Linked DNA regions of Homo sapiens: region 1 is linked to region 2. A link is a contact called in ENCODE POLR2A ChIA-PET data. All regions are on one chromosome and are shown on one strand. Each heading gives the region's core, a stretch centred on a gene start or an enhancer-like site at or near the end of the contact. The rest is flanking DNA. Distances are from core to core; before and after follow the strand shown.

Region 1 (6,443 bases), core at 145-2,644, 410 kb after region 2:
TGATAATTTGCTAGAAAAACGCACAGAGCTCCCTGAAAGCTTTTATACTCAAGGGTATAGTTCATTGTGAGGAAAGGATACAGAAAATCAGCTAAGGGAAGACATGCACAAGGCAATGCCTGGGAAGTTCCATTGTTCTTTTTGTTTGTTTGTTTGAGATGGAGTCTTCCTCTGTTGCCCAGGCCAGAGTACAGTGGCGCCATCTCGCTGACTGCAACCTCTACCTTCCAGGTTCAAGCGATTCTCCTGCTTTAGCCTCCCGAGTAGCTGGGACTACAGGTGCATGCCACCATGCCCAGCTAATTTTTTGTGTTTTTAGTAGAGACGAGGTTTCACCGTGTTAGCCAGGATGGTCCCGATTTGCTGATCTTATGATCCGCCCACCTTGGCCTCCCAAAGTGCTGGGATTACAGGCGTGAGCCACTGTGCCCGGCCGGTTCTATTGTTCTTAAGTCCAAGGCTCCCATTGTCCTCAGATCAGAATGGTTTTGATATTTCCTTTTTTTTTTTTTTTTGAGGTTTAGCATCAGTCTTTAATGCTGTCGCGCTGCATCGACAACTCACACACTTTGGTGTCATGTTGGCAGTGGCAACTTATAATGAGTCTAAAAGTCTGAGCACCAGACTGGGCTCCAGGGAATAGACATTTGTTCCAACTCCCCCTCCCTCCCCAAGGTTTCTTCGGAATCCTATTATGGCCCTATACAGAGAAGAGTGGCTGCTGGGGACTGGTATTATGTGAGTGCATACCAATTATACATGGGATTATAAAAACATGTTTACAGACGTTCCATAGCGCTCCTCTAATCAGAAGCAAAGACCCTTTTATCAAAAGAGATTATATCTAGGGCTGTGCACAATTCAAAAGGATCAGATCCCTTTGAAACAGTCCATAGTCCATGAAACAAAAATTACCTGGGCCACTGGTAAGCCCCAGGTGTGCCAAGATTCTTTACAGAAATGGAAAGAGTGTGACCCATAAAGTGAGGACATTCAGCTTCACTAGAGCCAGAGGTCAGGAGGGCCCCTTGCTGGGGCCAGGCTCCCAGACCCTCAAGGGAGAGGTGACCGCACTTGCTGGAGTCACTCACTGGAGGCTGGCTCCCTTGGTCGTGCTGGAACAAGAGGTATTGCTTGTGGGTGCCAGCCAGGCAGTTCTGCAGGAATAGTTTAGGATTTCAATTTGAGATGGCCAAAGAGAAGACAGGATTCTTCAGCGGAAAAGGAAGACATGAGAGACAAATAGAGAATAAACCATGAACTGGTCACACAACAGAAGCTGAGTTGTGTACAGGGTCTGGCAGCCAAGGCAGCAGGTTGACATCATTTACCAGCCAGAAGCAAAGAGACTACAGAGGGATCAAGTGCAGCTGCTGGGCAGGGACTGGAGGGAGGAGGGTGTGGGCCCATCCTGGGAGGGCTGCCAGACCCAGTGGGGCAGACCAGCAGCTGGTGACAGACGTCAGCCACTGTGCCTGGCCCAGTTTTTATTGAGCCTTCATTAGCTAGGCATGATTGATTAATTGATTGCCTCTGTGGTAAGGCTCAGTCTTGAGCACCCCCTCTTCCTCCTGAATTTTGGGCTGATACCACATTGCCCTAGGGGTCCGCCATGAGACACCTAATTAGCATAAAATATCAGATGTAGTCTGAAGGGCTCACCATGAGTAACAAAGATACTCCTAGCCGGGCGCAGTGGCTCACACCTGTCATCCCAGCATTTTGGGAGGCCGAGGCAGGTGGATCACCTGACGTCAGGAGACCAGCCTGACCACCATGGTGAAACCCCATTTCTACTAAATAAAAAAAAGAATTAGCCAGGCGTGGTGGTGCATGCCTGTAATCCCAGCTACTTGGGAGACTAAGGCAGGAGAATCCCTTGAACCCAGAAGGCGGAGGTTGCAGTGAGCCAAGATTGCACCATTGCACTCCAGCCTGGGCAACAAGAGCGAAACTCCGTCTCAAAAAAAAAAAAAAAAAAGATAATCCTATCACTTGAGAATGTTCAAGGATTTAGAGGTTAATTTTCCAGGAGCTGGGGACAAAGGCTAGACATCTTATTCTTTATTGTACACTGTGTTTCATCTATTTTTATATTGGATTATTTGGTTTCTTTTGTAAAGCTTATCATAAAAAAATATCCCAGGCTGGGTGCGGCGACTCTGCCTGTAATCCCAGCACTTTGGGAGCCTGAGGTGGGAGGATTGCTTGAGCCCGGGAATTTGAGACCAGCCTCGGCAACATAGCAACACTGTCTCTATTAATAAAAAAAATTTAAAAAATACTGTGATGAATATAATACTCTAACATTATAGTTATTTTCTAAATTTAAAATTAGCATCTTTCTCTTGTTTTAGCATTTTGTTACTTACTTCCTAATACATGTCATGTGTCCTTAATCCAAAAGTCTGAAATCCAAAATGCTTCAAAATATGAAACTTTTTGAGTCCTGATATGACATTCAAAGGAAATGCTCGGGCCGAGCTTGGTGGCTCATGCCTATCATCCCAGTACTTTGGGAGGCCGAGGCGGGCAGATCACCTGAGGTCAGGAGTTCGAGACCAGCCTGGCTAACATGGTGAAACCCTGTCTCTACTAAAAAAATATAAAAATTAGCCTGGCGTGGTGGCAGATGCATGTAGTCCCAACTACTCAGGAGGCTGAGACAGGAGAATTGCCTGAACTTGGGAGGCAGGGGTTGCAGTGAGCCTAGATTACGCCACTGCACTCCAGCCTGGGTGACAGAGTGAGACTGTCTCAAAATAAATTCACGTCCACACCAGGCCGGGCTTGGTGGCTCATTCCTGTAATCCCAGAACTTTGGGAGGCTGAGGTGGGTGGATCTCTTGACCCCTGGAGTTTGAGACCAGCCTGGGCAACATAGTGAGACCCTTGTCTCTACAAAACATAAAAAGTTAGCTGGGCATGGTGGCTGGTACCTGTGGTCCCAGCTACTTGGGAGGCTGAGGTGGGAGGATTGTTTGAGCCTGGGAGGTCAAGGCTGCAGTGAGCTATGATCGCACCACTGCACTCCAGCCTGGACAACAGAGTAAAACCTTGTCTCCAAAATACAAACATGTGGCCAGGCATGATGGCTCACACCTGTAATCCCAGCACTTTGGGAGGCTGAGGCAGGCAGATCACCTGAGGTCAGGAGTTCGAAACCAACCTGGCCAACATGGCGAAACCCCGTCTCTACTAAAAATATAAAAATTAGCCGGGTATGGTGGCGCATGCCTGTAGTCCCAGCTACTCGGGAGGTTGAGACAGGAGAATCGCTTGAACCCCAGAAGCAGAGGTTGCAGTGAGCCAAGATTGTGCCACTGCACTCCAGCCTGGGCAACACAGCAAGACTCCATCTCAAAAGCAAAACAAAACAAACAAAACAAAGGAAATACTCATTGGAGCAGTTCGGATTTTGGCTTTGAAGATTTGGGATGCTCAACTGTTAAGCAAAATGCAAGTATTTGAAAATCTAAAAAAAATTGTGAAATCTGAAAAACTTCTGATCCCCTAAGCATTTCAGCTAAAGCTACTCAACTTGTACTTCCATGTGGCCATGTGGTCTTTGTCATTTTTAGTAGCTTTTGTATTTTGAAGCCCGGGAAGAGGAGCTATTAAGAATGACAAGTAGGCCGGGTGCAGTGGCTCACTCCTGTAATCCCAGTCCTTTGGGAGGCTGAGACGGGCAGATCATGAGGTCAGGAGATCAAGACCATCCTGGCTAACACAATGAAACCCCATCTCTACTAAAAAATACAAAAATATTAGCCAGGTGTGGTGGCAGGCACCTGTAGTCCCAGCTACTCGGGAGGCTGAGGCAGAAGAGTGGCATGAACCCAGGAGGTGGAGCTTGCAGTGAGCCGAGATCCCGCCACTGCACTCCAGCCTGGGTGACAGTGTGAGACTCCGTCTCAAAAAAAAAAAAAAGAATGACAAGTAGATGGAATATGGGTACAAGGTCTGGTCCAGCCAGATTGTAACTTGGTGATCTAAAGGTACAGTTTAACCTTCCCTAGCTTTAATCTCCTTTCCTGAGGAACATAGAGTTGTTGTATATGAAAGTGCTTTATAATCTTGAAAAGCCCGACAGACATTGAAATGAGCATTTTATTATTTTTTTAATTACTTTTTTTTTTTTGAGACAGAGTCTCACTCTGTCATCAGGCTGGGGTGCAGTGGCGCGATCTCGGCTCACTGCAGCCTCTACTCCCTCTTTCAAGTGATTGTTCTGCCTCAGCCTCCTGAGTAGCTGGGACTACAGGTACGTGCCACCACGCCCAGCTAATTTTTGTATTTTTAGTATAGACGGGGTTTCACCGTGTTGGCCAGGATGGTCTTGATCCATTGACCTTGTGATCCACCTGCCTTGGCCTCCCAAAGTCCTGGGATTACAAGCATGAGCCACCATGCCTGGTCTATTTTTTTTTTTTGAGATGGAGTCTCACTGTGTCACCTAGGCTGGAGTGCAGTGGTGCAATCTTGGCTCACTGCAGCCTCCGCCTCCTGGGTTCAAGCAGTTCTCCCATCCCAGCCTCCCGAGTAGCTAGGATTACAGGCATGTGCCACCATGCCTGCCTAATTTTTGTATTTTTTGTAGAGATGGGGTTTTTACCGTGTTGGCCAGGGTAATTTTGAACTCCTGACCTCAAGTGATCCGCCCGCCTTGGCCTCCCAAAGTGCTAGGATAGCCACCGGGCCTGGCCTTGCTTAAACATTTAAAATTTGCTTATACATTTTCTTAGAGTTGGTCATTTGATGTGCTTTCAAGTTTTCTGCTCTTATAATTAACACTGGTCTGAGACCTTTCTTACTTTTGAAAAATGTATGAATGTTTTCCTACATTTACACATTCCCCATATTGATATACTGGGTCAACGTGAATGTGTAATGTTATGACTCTTAATTAAAAATCTGAGTAATTTTCATTGGTGAAATTGTCTGAAAATGATGCATGTGATAGCTGATTGAGAGATTTTTGTATTTTCTACCAGGTTAAGCTTTATTTAAAAGCTTTGTTTAGCAGGGCGCAGTGGCTCATGCCTGTAATCCTAGCTCTTTGGGAAGCCTAGACAAGTGGATCGCTTGAGCTCAGGAGTTTGAGACCAGCCTGGGCAACATGACGAAACCCTATCTCTACGAAAAATACAAAAATTAGCTGGGGGTGATGGTGCGTGCCTATAATCCCAGCTACTGGGAGGCTGAGGTGGGAGGATTGCTTGATCCCAGGAGGCGGAGGTTGTAGTGAGCCGAGATCACGCCACTGCACTCCAGCCTGGGTGACAGAGTGAGACCCTATCTCAAAAAAAAAAAGAAAAAGAATTTAAAAACTTTGTTTATAGTGGGTGAAGAGTTTGGGATAATTTGTGGGTATGTAATTTTCTTTGCTTTTTCATCTTATGGCCATTAGAGGGCACTGGAGAAAACACTAATGAAGATTTCAGACATCCATGTACATTATTTTTTTGAAATGAAATGATTTTGGGCTTTATGAGCTTTAAGCAGCTGGTTTATGATATTTCAGATTTCTCATAAAAATCTCTCATAAAATCATCAGGTCTTTGGGAAAAATACGTGTTTTTTCCCAATTTTGGTATGACACAAAATAAGCTACCAGTTTTCATTTTTCATGATTGTTAGGTTACAGCAGGGTGTTCAAATAGATCTTGTTTTCGATTTCTATGGGATATGGGATACTAAACTTGGCATTGGAGGTTTTTACTGCTTGGCTTTTCTTTTTCTTTTCTTTTTCTGGCATTTTGTTTTTTCTTTTCTTTTTTTTGAGACAGTCTTGCTGTGTTGCCCAGGCTGGAGTGCAGTGGCACAATATCATCTCATGGCAGCCCCCGCCTCCCGGGTTCATGCAATTCTGCCTCAGCCTCCCCAGTAGGTGGGATTATAGCACCCGCCACCACGCCCGGCTAATTTTTGTATTTTTAGTAGAGACAGTGCCTCGCCATGTTGGCCAGGCTGGTCTTGAACTCCTGACCTCAGGTGATCCACCTGCCTCAGCCTCTCGAAGTGCTGGGATTACAGGTGCAAGCCACTGAGCCTGGCTTTTTCTGGCATTTTCTTTGGGGCTGGCTCACACATTCCCCGAATGCTTTCCGCGTGATCATCCATGACACACCACATGAAATTGCCTTAGTTGTTACTGTCGAGGGAAGTAGTACGTGCCAGTGCTTAAGAGTTGGGTCGAAGCACTGTCATTGTAAGACTGGTTTTTGAGTAATACTCACTAACTTTCATGGAGTCATACGTCTCAGCTTGTGTATCTGGACAAATTATTTTACCCCTCTGTGCTTCCGTTTTCTCATTTGTAATGTGGGAGATAACAGTATCTGCCTTATAAAGTTCTTATGTAGATTGAAAAAGTTAATCCAGCCGCATTGTATTTTCTTGTATAGTAGTTAATATATTTTTTATATAATAACATTATATTC
Region 2 (6,678 bases), core at 1,846-4,345:
CTGCCCCTCAATTTGCATATAATTAAAAGTTGGTATAAATATAAGTGCAGAACTGCCTCTGAGCTGCTACGCTGGGCACACTGCTTATGGGGTAGCCCTGCTCTGCAAGGTGCAGTATCTCTGCTGCTGCTGTACATTGCTGCTTCAATAAAAGTTGCTGTGTAGGCCAGGCGTGGTGGCTCATGCCTGTAATCCCAGCACTCTGGGAGGCCGATACGGGCAGATCACCTGAGGTCAGGAGATCAAGACCATCCTGGCTAACACGGTGAAACCCCGTCTCTACTAAAAAAAATACAAAAAATTAGCCGGGCGTGGAGGCGGGCGCCTGTAGTCCCAGCTACTCGGGAGGCTGAGGCAGGAGAATGGCGTGAACCCAGGAGGTGAAGGTTGCAGTGAGCCGAGATTGCGCCACTGCCCTCCAGCCTGGGCGACAGAGACTCTGTCTCAAAATAAATAAATAAATAAGATAAAAATAAAATAAAATTCCCTGACTGCTTAAACTACTTTTGGTTGCAGTTTCTTGGTACAGCTGAAACATCCCAATTGGCATAAGGATTGAAAGAGGAAATTTTGTTACAGGTATTTTTGAGAAAGACTAGAGTATAATGGAAGACAAGAGAGGGCCTCAAGGGGCCTCCTTTAGGGCAGTGTTACTCAAAGTGTGGTTCATGGACCAGCAGCATCATAATTATCCTGGGATTTGTTAGGAATGCAAATTACCAAGTGCTTCACCCAAGACTGATCAACTCAGATTCTCTGAGGGTGGGACTGGGGCTCTGTTTATTTTTTTATTTTAACTTTTTATGGATACATAATATTTTACATATGTATGGGATATCTGTGATATTTTGTTACGTGCATAGGATGTGTAATGATTAAGTCAGAGCATTAGTGGTATCCATCACTTTGGGAATTTACTCATGTGTTGGAAACAATTCAAGTCCTCTCTTCTAGATTTTTGTTATTGTTGTTGTTGAAACAGAGTCTCTGTCACCTAGGCACTGGAATGCAGTGGTGCAATCACAGCTCACTGCAGCTTCGACCTCCCTGGCTCGCATGATCCTCCTTGCTTTACCCTCCTAGTAGCTGGGACTACAGATGTGAGCCACCACACTCAGCTATATATATATTTTATTTTTTGTAGAGGCAGGGTCTAACTACGTTGTCCAGGCTGGTCTTGACCTCCTGGGCTCAAGGTATCCTCCCGCCTTGGCTTCCCAAAGTGTCTTCCAGCTATTTTGAAATATACAATCCATTGTTGTTAATTATAGTCACTACTCTGCTTTTGAACCATAGAACATAAACCTTTTTATCTAACTGTATGTCCTTCATTAACCTAAATCTCTTCATTTCTCACCCAACCGTTCCCAGCCTCTGGTTTCTTTCTACTCTCTAAATTTATGAGATCGATTTGTTTTAGCTGCCACAGATAAGAACATGCAATATTTATGTCTTTCTGTGCCTGGCTTATTTCACTTAACATAATGACGTCCATCCACGTTGCTGCAGATGACGTGATTTCATTCCTTTTCATCTGTGTTTAAACAAGGTCTCCCTCCAGGGATTTTGATGCAACTGAAGTTGGAGAAAACACAGACCTAGGACACTCCTGCAGCTGGGAGTGCGATGGTCTAACAGAGGAAGTGCTATGCCACCAGCTCATCTTTGCCATCCTGGAGCTGTCTAATCTACGACTCAGTTTTCTTTTCTGTCACTACACTGTGAGAATGAGATGAGGAACTGGGTGTGAAAACGGTTTGAAAAGGAGAAGCATGGTTGCACACGCCTGCGATCCCAGCACTTTGGGAGGCTGACGAGGGAGGACAGCTTGAGGCAAGGAGTTTGAGACCAGCCTGGGCAACATGACAAGACCCCATTTCTTAAAAAAAAAAAAAAAAAAAAATTTTTTTTTCTTTTTTGAGACGGAGTTTCGCTCTTGTTGCCCAGGTTGGAGTATAGTGGCCGTGATCTCGCCTCACTGCAATCTCCATCTCCTGGGTTCAAGCGATTCTCCTGCCTCAGCCTCCCTAGTAGCTGGGATTGCAGGTGTGCCACCATGCCTGGCTAATTTTGTATTTTTAGTAGAGATGAGGTTTCACCATGTTGGCCAGGCTGGTCTCAACTTCCTGACCTCAGGTGATCCACCCGCATCGCTTACCAAAGAGCCAGGATTACAGGCGTGAGCCACTGCGCCCGGCCAAAATTTTAAAAAATCAGCTGAGTGTGGTGGTGCGCGTCTGTGGTCCCAGCTACTCGGGAGGCTGGGGCGGGAGGATTGCTTGAGCCCAGGGGTTGCAATGAGCTATGATTGCGCCACTGCACTTCAGCCTGGGTAACAGAGTGAGACTTTGTCTTTTAAAGAAAGGAGAAAATGGCTTGAACGGGCTAAGAACCTTGACCCCCAGGAGACTCCCTGCGCTGATAGAGCCTCTAGGGCTGGACTCCGCCTCCCAGGGAGCCGGGAGCATCTTGGGGAAGGGCCTGTCTCCATCTGTGTGTCCCGGTGGAAAAACGGTCACGGTGGGGAGTCACTGTCATTATTCATTGAACTCAAGCGCTCCTATTTTGGGTTTTCTCGTTCGGATTTCTGCGCGAGCGAGTGAGGAAGAACTGGACACCCGGGCGGTGCCCTGCGGCTCGGGGCGGGGCCAGCCGCGGTGGCGTGTCCGCAGCCACCTCAGCCCTCCTCCCGCCACATCCTCCAGGAAAGGCTGCTCAGGCCTTCCATTGAGGAGACAAGGACCCGCTGCTCTGGGGCCAGACACACGAGTAAGTCGTGACCCCCTGTGTGAAGGGATAAGGCGTCTACCCTGACGCGGGTGAGAACCCTCTTCACGGCAGACTCCGACGCCCAGTTATGAGAGCGTAGCGGCGCACCACCGCCGGGTCTCTCGGAGAGGGCGCGCCCGCTGGCCAGAGGACCAATCAGTGCACGGCAGGCTCGCAGGCCGCCCCCCCCCCCCCCCCCCAACCCAGGGACCACTCAGGCGCCGGCCGCTGGCGCTGCCTGCTCTTCGACTGGGCGAGCTTCCTGCCAATCAGGGCGGAACCAGCGCGGCGTCGGCCAGTAGCGGGAGGCGGTCGGGTCAGGCCCCAGCTGGGCGCGAGCGGGTCGGCGTTGAGGGAGCCACCGCCCTCCCGCCTGCGCACTGCCTCTCGCCCCCCTCCGGCCAGCCCGCAGCCGGCCGCGTCATGCCAGGCGCTGCTCGGCGGTAGGGAGTGCCCGGGGCCGCCGCCTCCGCCCGCCCGAAGCCGCGCCCACTGCCCAGAGCCAGAGGGATGGTGGTAGTCACGGGGCGGGAGCCAGACAGCCGTCGTCAGGACGGTGCCATGTCCAGCTCTGACGCCGAAGACGACTTTCTGGAGCCGGCCACGCCGACGGCCACGCAGGCGGGGCACGCGCTGCCCCTGCTGCCACAGGAGGTACCCGGGCGGGCGGCGGGCCGCGGGGCGTGGGGAGGGGCGCGGGGGAGAAGCGGGCGCGGGGCATAGCGGTCCTCGGCGGGTGGGCGGGGCCGGGGTTGGGGGCGGGGCCCGCGGACTTGCGCCCCTCCCCCGCCCACCTGCAACTCCCCCGCCCACCTGCACCCCTACCCACCCACCTTCAACCCCTGTCAATTACACCCACTAGGTGTGCTTCCCCACCCCCTACACCCTCCGCCCAGTAGTCACTGGGGTGATTTACTCCCATCGCCATGTCCCACTTTTACCGAAGACAGGAGGGAGGGTGGGCCGTGGGAGGGGGACCCTGGAGCCCCGAGAGCTGATGGTGTGTCTGACCAGGCACCGTAGCTCGAGCCTGTAATCCCAACACATTGGGAGGGAGGATCGCTTGAGGGCAGGAGTTGGAGGCCAGCCTGGGCAACATAGCGAGGCCCCGTCCCTACTACGACTGGAAAAACAAAGGCATTTTGGGTTGGATGAATAAAAAAAAGAAAAGAAAAAGATGTCTTCTAGAGAATCCAACAGGATGCTGTAGTGGTTGCCCACACCTAGTCTCCAGCTACCTAAGGAACAAGGCAAGGAGCTGTCTGCACATAAGGGGCAGGCCAGTTCATAGATGTAGGCACGGTCACCTGGCATCCCATGGCTTTCACTCACAGGCTGCTGTGCTCTGGTGCACAGGGGCTTCCACGGGTCTTACTTAATGTGTGTGATACTATCATGTCAACACCTGAAATGACACTCAAGAGACGGGAGAAGATACCAGGCATGGTGGCTCACATCTGTAATCTCAGCAGTTTGGGATGCTGAGGTGGGAGGATTGCTTGATCCCAGCAGTTAGAGACTAGTCAGGGCAACAGTGAGACCCTGCCTCTACAAAAATGAAAATTAGCCAGGCTTGGTGGTGTGTGCCTGTAGTCCCAGGTGCTCAGGAAGGTGAGTTGGGAGGATTGCTTGAGCCCTGGAGGTTGAGGCTGCAGTGAGCTGTAATTGTGCCACTGTACTCCAGCCTGGGTGTGATAGAGTAAGACCGTACCTACAAACAAACAAAAACAAAAAAAGCAAGAGAAGGGAAACGATGCCAGGTGTGGTGGCTTACACTTGTAATCCCAGCACTTTGGGAGGTCAAGGCAGGAGGATGGTTTGAGGCCAGGAGTCTGGGACCAGCTTGGGCAACACAGACTCCATCTCTACAAATAAAAAATAAAGAGGAGGGAAGGTGAAGCATTACTGGACACCGAAGATGGCTTCTAGGAGGCAGGGACTAAGGTAGTGCCAGATCCAGGAGCATGTGGTATGCGGAGTCCCAGGACAATGGAGGCCCTCAACAATTGAGGCCCTCAACAGGCTGGGCTAGGTGATGCTCTTGGGAAGCAGATAGTGTTGTGCTGGGATTGCAAGCCCCATACACACAATGCCATGGGAAAATGAGCAAAAATCTAGAAGTAATCTCTGCAATTGGAAAAAAGTCATTAGTCACAGTGGTGCTATTTTTTTGTGCACTGTCATTGGGAAAATGATATGGTTTGAGGGAAAGAGCACAAGACCACAGATTGCAGACCAGGGCCCCACCACCAGTTCCCCCCACTGATGACATTGCCCCATGTGAGCTCCAAAACTGTTTCCGATGGCTTTTGTCCTCTCTGCTTCAATCCTCTCATCTCTAATATGGAGCAAGCACTTGGATTGGTATGAAGTATCTTTAGAAAAGGTTTAAAGAGCTCCAGAAATGTTAAGTATTATTATTCCAAAATGATATCTGAGCCCTTGATATACACATAAAATGGTTTTAGAGGACCTACAGAATAAGCGCAAGGCATTTTCATGTCCTGTGGGTGCAGAAGAGTAACAGTGCATACACACACGGAAGTGTAACTACCTGTCTATTTCTTTCATTCATTCGGTGAATTTTGGGTCTTTATTTGAGCCAGGCGCTGCACAAGGCCCTGGGTCAGCTTTATTTAATGTATTTGTACCCTATTTTATTTCACAAAGGATTTGAAAGCTGGGAAAGGTACTGTGTAGATAAGCAGACTTTCACTGGAGCAGGAGAGATGTAATATTGAAAAGGATGCATGGCTATAATCCCAGCACTTTGGGAGGCCAAGGCAGGAAGATCACTTGAGGTTAGGACTTTGAGACCAGCTTGGCCAACATGGTGAAACCCCATCTCTACTAAAAATACAAAAATTAGTTGGGTGTGGCCATGCCCACCTGTAGTCCCAGCTACTTTGGAGGCTGGGGCAGCAGAATCTCTTGAACCCGGGAGGCAGAGGTTGCAGTGAACCGAGATCGTGCCATTGCACTCCAGCCTGGGTGTTGCAATGAGATTCCGTCTCAAAAAAAAAAAAAAAAGATGCATAGGGATACAATTTGAATTGATCTGGAGGAAGTTTGTGGGAAGATTAAAGAGAACTTAAACTGACCTCATTTTTTCAAATGCAGTTTGGTAGAAACCACAAGCAGTGCAAAACAGGAAAAAAAAAAAAGCCTTGCATTTTAAGGGAAACCTCGAGCTTCTTAGGGCACATTTATACCATCATTTTCATGTTCCTCACTCAGCCCTTACCTCCAGAACCTTAGCTGGACCGGAAACCAGGCTCACTCTACAGATTAGGAGAGGAGTAGATGCCTGGAAGTATTCAACACACAACTACTGAGCTCTGCTGTGGGCAGCCCATGATTGGTGACCAAGATGCTTTCCCTGTCTTTGGGAAGCTTGGGGTCTAGTGGAGTGAATTGACAGAGGGAAATAATTGGCGATGTATCGTGCTAGGTGCTATTATAGAGGAGAATATGACACACGGTGAAGGCACAGTCGAAGAATGTGTCATTAACTCTGTCCTAGGGGCAGGTGAGGGACAGTAGACAGAAATGCTCACAGATGAGGGGAACTTGAATAGAAATTTCTAGAATGAGTAGATGCCACTAAACTGTATGGTGTGTTGGTGTGAATTAGAAAAAGGGCACATAGCAGGCCGGGCGTGGTGGCTCACGCCGGTAATCCCAGCACTTGGGGAGGCCAAGGCGGGCGGATCATGAGGTCAGGAGATCGAGACAATCCTGGCTAACACGGTGAAACCCTATCTCTACTAAAAATACAAAAAATTAGCCAGTCGTGGTGGCAGGCACCTGTAGTCCCAGCTACTCGGGAGGCTGAGGCAGGAGAATGGTGTGAACCCGAGAGGCGGAGGTTGCAGTGAGCCGAGATCGCGCCACTGAACTCCAGCCTGG

Evidence for each region. ChIA-PET counts read pairs that join two places held with the same protein, here RNA polymerase II (POLR2A).
Region 1: POLR2A ChIA-PET joins it to region 2 with 22 read pairs in PC-3. The contact joins the enhancer-like site here to the promoter of KCTD7 in region 2. POLR2A ChIA-PET finds 5 or more read pairs at or near these places in 2 of 52 experiments (PC-3 and T-cell).

Annotation. Positions count from the first base shown.
Region 1 is chr7:67,035,542-67,041,984 of GRCh38, forward strand. The region is part of intron 7 of TYW1 (tRNA-yW synthesizing protein 1 homolog); the gene reads left to right. Among named protein-coding and RNA genes, the nearest start is that of TYW1, 42 kb to the left of the region's middle. Within about 2 kb of position 1,395, at least 6 of the 41 ENCODE cell types and tissues checked have a DNase peak (open chromatin) inside an H3K27ac peak, as active enhancers do.
Region 2 is chr7:66,625,786-66,632,463 of GRCh38, forward strand. It overlaps KCTD7 (potassium channel tetramerization domain containing 7), which reads left to right and starts at 3,096. Exons shown (of 4, transcript NM_153033.5): 1 at 3,096-3,423. The coding sequence starts at 3,280. RefSeq lists silencers at 1,677-1,876, 2,887-3,456.